2 separate regions of the Homo sapiens genome follow, and region 1 is linked to region 2. Evidence: read pairs that join two places in POLR2A ChIA-PET (ENCODE). Cell type or tissue: K562. All regions are shown on one strand.

Region 1 (4,000 bases), 54 kb after region 2:
CCTGACCATCACTGGGATTCAGGTTGAAGACAAGGCTGACTATTACTGTCAGTCATGGGACAGCAGTCGTACTCATTCCGCGGTGACACAGGCAGAAGGGGAAGTGAGACAAAAACCTTTTCTCCATCTGTCACACTCTTTCTTCAGCTCCAGGAAAAAACTGTGGACAAATTCATGAGCAGGTCTTGCCCTGTTCACCCAGATATGAGACCTTGAGGCTGCCCTTCCCTCCAGGTCTCCAGGTAGGCTATGAAAAGGGTGAATCAGGAGTCAATACACACACAATTATTATAATTTTATTCTTGTTTGAAGAAGAAGTAGAGGAATAATTGAACATGTAAAGTGAAAACATGGAAAACCGAAAAAGAGGAATTATTGAACTTGTAAAGATGAAAACTACAATGTCTGAAATTTAGAAAATACACTGGGTGAGTTTGACAACAGAAAAAAGATTAGCTGCAAAAAAAAAGATTAGCTGCAAAAAAAAAGATTAGCAAATTGTATAATACAGCAGTAGAAATTGTCCAAGATGAAACACATATGGGAAAAATAATTATGGAAATTAATGATAGAAAGGAACAGAGTATCAGTGAGTTGTAGGACAACTTCAAACAGCCTAAAGTATGTGTAATTAGTGTTTGAAATAGAAATGGGTGGAGGAGAAATAGAAAAAAGTATTTGCATAAATAATGGCCAAATATTTTTCACCTTTGGTGAAAACCATAAACTGAAATATCCAAGAAGCTCAACAAAATTCAAGTATAGGAGACATGAAGGAAACAACTCCAACATAAATCATAATCAAATTAATAAAATCCAGTGATGAAGAGTCACCTAAATAATAATGCTAAGAGCAGTTCTCATTAAAAGCAATGCAAGAAAGAAGACGGCGGAGCAATGTCTTGAAAACACTAAAAGAAGAATCCTGTCAACCTTGAATTCTTTTTCTTTTCTTTTCATTTTCTTTCTTTCTTTTTCTTTTCTTTTCTTTTCTTTTTTTCTTTATTTTTTTTTTTTGAGACAGGGTCTTACTCTGTCACCCAGGCTGGAGTGCAGTGGCACAATCTCAGTTCACAACATCCAGGGCTTACATGATCCTCCCACTTCAGCCTCCCAAGTAGCTGGGACCACAGGCGTGCAACACTATGCCCAGGTAATTTTGTATTTTTTGTAGAGATGAGGTTTTACCGTGTTGCCCGGGCTGATCTCAAACTTGTGCACTTAAGCAATCTGCCCGCATCAGCTTCCCAAAGTGCTGGGACTCCAGGTGTGAACCACTGGGCCTGCCAACCTTGAATTTTTTTAATAAAAACAAACAAACAAAAACTTTCAAAAAAGGAGACAAAATAAACCCTTTCCAGACATATGCCAAATTAAAGAATTGGTTGCTATCAGACTCTTACAATTAGAAATGGTCAAGGACATCCCTAGACAGAAGGAAAATGATACCACAATGAAATGTGAATTTATACCGAAAAATGAAAACATCAGATATAGTAACCACAAGGATAAACATAGAAACCTCTGAATTGTGTTAATGTCTAATAAAGATAATTAACACTTCAAAGAAAAGCTAACGTAAATACATTGTGATTTGTAATGAAAATGAAAGTAAATTATGTGACAAAGCACAAAAGCTGAAGGGATGAACAACATGTTATAATGGTCTTATACTATATGTGAATATATAATAACACTTGAAGGTAAACCTTGATAAGTTATATACGTACTGTAAACCCAAGCAATCATTAAGATCAACTTTTTTTTTTTTTTTTTTTTTTGGAGTCTGGCTCAGTCGCCCAGGCTGGAGTGCAGTGGCACGATCTTGGCTCACTGCAAGCTCCGCCTCTTGGGTTCACGCCATTCTCCTGCCTCAGCCTCCCAAGTAGCTGGGACTACAGGCACCCACCACTACGCCCGGCTAACTTTTTTGTATTTTTAGTAGAGACAGGGTTTCACTGTGTTAGCCAGGATGGTCTCGATCTTCTGACCTCGTGATCTGCCCGCCTCGGCCTCCCAAAGATAAACCCTTTTAACAGAAATAATTATGGCTAGTAAGCCATATTAGAGTTCTCCACAGAAACAAAATCAATAGGATATGTATGTGTGTATATATGTATAATGTATATATGTGTATATGCATGTGTACATATAATGTATATGTGTGTATATACATATCTAGGTACATATATATGGAGAAGAAATTGGTTCATACAATTGTGGCTGACTAGGATGAAATCTACTGGGCAGGCTGAAGGCTGGACATTTAGGTAAGAGTTGATCTCGCAGTTTTGAGTCTGAATTCTGCAAGGTGGGACTTCAGGAATCCTCAGTATTTGCTCTGAAAACCTTCAGCTCATTAATGATGCCCACATGCATTGTGGAGAGCAGTGTGCTTATATAAAGTCTACAGATATAAATGTTAATCACATCTGAAAATTATCTTCGTGCCAACTTCTATACTCGTATTTGACAAAATCAACTAGGCACTATACCTAGTCAATCTAACACTTAAAATTAAACATCACTTAAACCAGCAAGGAGATAAAAAGAAATAATTTTTAAAAATCAGTCAAAAAAAGGAAACAGAAAAAGGGAAGGAGAAGCAATGAACATATGGCACAAATAGAAAATGAAGGGCAAGTTGGCATATTTCAACCAAATTATGTTACTAATCACATTAATTGTAAATAGTCTAAATATCACAATTAAAAGGCAGAGATTGTCATGTTGAAATGAACAAGACTCAACTATACATGCTGCCTAGAAAAAAAACCACTTCAAATTATAAAACCACAAAAATCCAAGTACAAATTAAGGACAATTCCCCCCACTCCCAAGTCTGTTTCACAAAGCAGTACAAAGAAGGATTCACAGTAAATTTTTTTTTTTTGAAGTCTTACTGTGTCACCCAGGCTAGAGTACAGTGGCACCATCTTGGCTCACTGCAACCTCCACCTTCCAGGTTCAAGTGATTCTCCTGCCTCAGCCTCTGGAGTAGCTGGGATTGCCTGCCACCATGTCTGATGAATTTTTGTAGTTTTAGTAGAGACAGGGTTTCACCGTGTTGGCCAGGCTGGTCTCGACCTTCTGACCTCAAGTGATCCGCTGGCCTTAGCCTCTCAAAGTGCTGGGATTACAGGTGTGAGCCACCATGCCCAGCCCACAGTGAACTCTTAACACACAGTTATAGAAATATGCATCACCTCTCCCATCACCCTTTCCTCTCTCTGGCTTCCAAAACCTTGGTTCTGGTACCAGAGCTGAGGGAAAACATTCCACAGAAATATTAAATCAAGGTGAAGAAGGGAGATTCTCAAGATGTAAGTAAAAGGCAAATGAGGGAATGGAAGTCGCAATGCCCTTGCATGCATAAGGACAGCTCCTGCATGAGAATGTTGTTTGAAACATTACCGAGGAATTGGTGTCCATGTTCATGCAGGACATAGGTCTATAGGATATTTTTGTCATGCCTTTGTCGGGCTCTGGTATCAGAGTAATTCAGGCCTCAAATAGGTAGTAGGGAAATGTTTGCTTCTCCTCTATATTCTGAAGGAGATTGTGTATGATTGGTGTCATTTCTTCCATAAAAACTTGATAGAATTTACCAGTGAAGTCATTTGTACTAGGTGGGCTTTTCTTAGCAGGAAGATTTTAAATTGCTAATTCAATATATTTATGTGTCATAGATCTATTCAGATTTTCTCCTTTATGAATCGATTTTGATAATTTATGTATTTCCAGATACTTATCCACTTCATTTAAGTCATCCATAATTTTGGCATTTATTGTTCGCATTATTCCCTATAACCATTGTACCTTTTGTAAGGTCAGTGGTGATGTCACTCTTTAAGTCATGGTTTTGACAATTTGGGTCAGGAGAAGATTTGGAGGAGGAGAGAACAAGGTTGTCTTGATGTTGTCTTGGCTGGAGTGTGACTTGGAGAAAAATGACTTGAATGAAAATACAGTCAGAGGGAGATATCTGTCAAGTGGTTCT
Region 2 (4,000 bases):
TTCTGATGATCACTCAAAGGCAATTCAAATGGGAGTGTCACATAGCCCAGGACAGCATCCTTCTCTGCTCCAACAAATAAGCCAGATGGGAAAGATGAGGAACACACACACAATGCACAATGGATGCCATTATGTTTCACTAAAAAATTTTAAATGAGAAACTACAGAAGCAGCACAACAGTATTACATAGCAATTGGAAGTACAATAAAAAAAAAACATTCTGAGACATGTATTTTAAGTGCGTCTCTTTTACGTATATTAAGAGTTACTACTTTGACATGGAAATCAGCGGAGCAAACACTTCACAGTAAAACAAAGCCTGGTTCTTTTCTCCCAAAACATTAGTTTTAAAATGGAGAAATAAAAATTGTGTATATTTATGGTGTACAATATGATGCTCTGAAATATGTATACATTGTAGAATAGGTACCTTAAGCTAATTAACATACATATGATCTCACATATGTGTGGTGAGAACACTTGAAATATACTCTTAGCAATTTTCATGTATACAATACATTATTAACTACAGTTACCATCTTGTATACTAGATATCTTGAAAAAGCCTCCACCCTCCAGCACAGTGGCTCATGTCTGTAATCCCAGCATTTTGGGAGGCCAGGGTGGGAGAATGGTTTGAGCCCAGGAGTTCAAGACCAGCCTGGGCAACACAAGGAGACCTCATCTCTATTAAAAAAAAAAAAAAGAAAAAAAAGAAAGAAAATGTCTTTAATTCCAAAGCATCTGAAAAGAAAAAGAAAAAAATCTATGGAATATTTTTTAACCTTTTAGTTAAAATGGAATATTTTTTAACCTTGTAGTTAAAATGGAATATTTTTTAACCTTGTAGTTAAAAAAAAGCCTAACTAGTAAATCACTGATTTAAAAAATCATAAATGATGCAAATTATAATTGCTTGCCACATACTATTTAAATTGTAATAAAGTAAAATTCAAAGTAGATGTCTTTTATTTTCCAAAAAAAAAAAAAAAAGCCGTTTAAGAAATTATTTTTAACATATACAAAATGGCAGAAATCAAAATGTTTGGGATTCAATATAAATAATAAATGTTCCAGGTAATGGTTATACTAATTACCATAATTTGATCATTACATACTATATATGCATAAACTGAAATTTCACATGTACCCTATAAATATGTACAATTATTGTGTATCAATTAAGAAATCAATCCAATAACCAAATAAAAATGTTTGGGATTAAGGCAAAACTACATTTAGAGACAAGAACAAAGCCTGTTCCTTTGTAAGGAAAGAAAAAGGAAAACCATCTAAGCAGCATTGGCCCTCATGGCCCGTGGAGACCCTGAGGTGACAGTAGAAGGAGGCAGTGGCCATAGCCTGAGGCTCCCGACTCACCAGACCCAGCTGTGGTGCAGAAGCCATCTGCCCAGACCTCTGGGAAGACCACAACATTGACTCCATGGCCTCTGGGTCCCTCCTCTGGCCCCTCTGAAGCTATTACAGGCCTTTCTGGGCATACCTCCCCTTTCAACTCCACGCTGCCAACGGAAGAGCCAAATCTAATTACATTCCTGGATCTCCAGCCAGTGAATCCTGATGGGGTTTTTTACTTACTTCAGGTTCAACTGATTGAATGGGATGTCTATTTACAAAAAGGAAAGAAAAAGTGAACAAAACCACCCAGAGAGTATAACTGTTAGGGGAATTTTTGGCCACATCAAAATTACCCAAATAGTCCAGTTAAGATAGCTTTATGAAGAGCATCATGACATCACCCCTTCCCACTCCCAAACAATCCCCAAGTATCAAATTGTCACTTATACCCCATGTTCCCTAACACAGCAAATCACATGCCTATCCAAGGAAAAAGGGAGGAACAACAGAGGGGTGGCTGGTCTTCCAGACTTTGAAAGTCAAGGCTGTCCTGAAGGAAGGTGGGTCAAAATTACACTACAATTAGGAGTTAGTCAGAAGTAAGGCTGGGCATTTGTAATGGGACTGAGTGGATTACCACAAAGACAGATAGGTTTTTTTGGGGGCGGAATTGAAAGACTTTGGCCTGGATGGAGTAGAGAAATTAAAAAGGGGAATGGCTAAGGAAGATGAAAGATAGTTCCAGTAAAGCCAAGGTAATCACTGAGGCAGGGAGGGAGTTCAATCTTCCTCCCTCCCTAGAGGGAAAGGGTGTTTTCTCCCAGAAAGTCAGGATCCTCTTGGCAAACAGCCTTGACAAGATTAAATCTAGGAATGTGGGCTGGAGAGGTGGGATAGAGAGTAATATTGGTGACCAAACCTAGGACAGCAACATTTTCAAGTCTGAAAGACCTTGTGGTTTCTTAGGAATCTTGGAGCCAGGAAAGAAATAAACAAGGGCTGAAAGCACACATCCCTGCAATTAAAGAAGTTGTCAGAAGACCTTCTCTTTATGGTTAGGTGTCCTCTTCCACACTGGGGCTGTTCACAAGCAGCAGGTCAGGCCTTTACCACAAACATAATCTCCAATGGCCAGCCCCTTCCTAAGTATTACTAATGTTTCCACACTTCAAGAAAACAGCTGTTCTTTCTTGCCCCTAAGCTGCTCAGGTACAGAGATTCTGGTCAGCGAGATGCAATCAGGCCTATCAATTAGACTCAGTTTTTCTCTATTTCCATGCTAGGCACAGTGCACAAATACATTTTCCGTCACAAAAAATTGAAGTTATATTTGGCATTTAAGGATCTGCTTAGGGATGATTCCTATCCTGGGCCTGATCACCCACTGGTGCTTTTGAAGTTTTGGAACCTCTCCACCCAAAGAATTCTCCAGGCCATTCTCTGCCTCATGCACTGTGAAGTCCCTACAATTCTTATATTCTACTGGCAAGTGTCCAGCTGGAATGTCTTGCGGCCTGACTTTGTTTACTGTGGCCTGCGTAAGGAGGCTGTAATTCGTTGAAGGATGTTTTCCATTTTGGTTCTCTCTCTGGAGACTTTCTCCTACTTTTCACCCTCAACACCTAATGGCCTTTGTGAAAACCGGGTTAAACTACAATTTGTTCTACATTTCCTTTAATTCCCAGGCAATCATCTTCACTCATCAGCTGCGGGAGACTGAGATTAGTAATAAAGGTCATTGTCAATGTCCCTAATTATCAAGCAGCTACTGGGCACAGCAAAGGCCGCAGCAGCTCTCATTCATTACCTCAAATAGCCTTCACAGAGAATCTAAAGTTCACTGTCATTTTCATTTTTAGTCTTGTAAGTCCCTGACTCTGTCTGGGGAAGAACCTGCTCAGCTCCAAGCAAGCAGGAATTGGTAGCCCTTATGTGAGGAGTTTAGAAAGAGTTTCATTTCCCTCCCTATCAAACAATCTAAGTGTTAGAAAGGGCTGATAAGCTTCACATAAACCATGGAAAAACAGGAAAACTGAGTAAGTCCAACAGTTAGGGAAGCTTCCATGGGATCCCCGCTTCCAGGAGATCCAAGGGAGGAGGAGGAACCGCGATCAAGTGTGAGTTGTGTAATCTCTGAGCTGTGCAATCTCCCTGTGAGGCAGTGACACTCCTCTGTCCAGCTTCACACTGCCAGTTTGTCCAGTGGCACTGGAGGAAGCAGCACCAGGGGCACATTTGCACAAAGGTGCTGTCCTTCCTCCCAGTATAAGGGAGAAGTGAAAAGACTGGGGCCCAGCATGACTCCTAGGGTCCAGACATGAATTGGGGAGATATTTCTGCATGTCCTGTCTACTGGTTCTTATGGTCCTTGTGGGCTGCACAGGCCAGAGTGGCCTCTGAGCTCATCAGGTGGGTGGTCTGCACCCTCCTCTCTAGTCATAGAATCCCAGTGGGGACCCCCGAAGTATCTGCACCAGGTCCTTCAGGTGTTTTTTTTGGAGTGCAGTGGCGCAATCTTGGCTCACTGCAACCTCTGCCTCCTGGGTTCAAACGATTCTCCTGCCTCAGCCTCCCAAGTAGCTAGGATTACAAGCACACGCCCCCACACACGGCTATATTTTTGTATTTTTAGTAGAGATG

Evidence for each region. ChIA-PET counts read pairs that join two places held together with the same protein. Peaks named below come from ENCODE experiments on the same cell type or tissue, not always from the same donor. Only the 100,000 strongest peaks of a DNase experiment are listed, where the experiment ranks them.
Region 1: POLR2A ChIA-PET joins it to region 2 with 5 read pairs; 2 of 35 experiments call an interaction of 5 or more read pairs at or near these places.

Annotation. Positions count from the first base shown.
Region 1 is chr22:22,605,108-22,609,107 of GRCh38, forward strand. It overlaps IGL and the pseudogene IGLV3-31. Among named protein-coding and RNA genes, the nearest start is that of GGTLC2, 38 kb to the right of the region's middle. In K562, no CTCF peak of the experiment used is centred here; no DNase peak of the experiment used is centred here; H3K27me3 peaks cover 1,274 bases.
Region 2 is chr22:22,551,428-22,555,427 of GRCh38, forward strand. All of the region lies in intron 3 of PRAME (PRAME nuclear receptor transcriptional regulator), which reads right to left. It also overlaps IGL. Among named protein-coding and RNA genes, the nearest start is that of PRAME, 5.8 kb to the right of the region's middle. RefSeq lists a silencer at 2,737-2,934. In K562, no CTCF peak of the experiment used is centred here; DNase peaks (open chromatin) are centred at 1,434 and 2,494.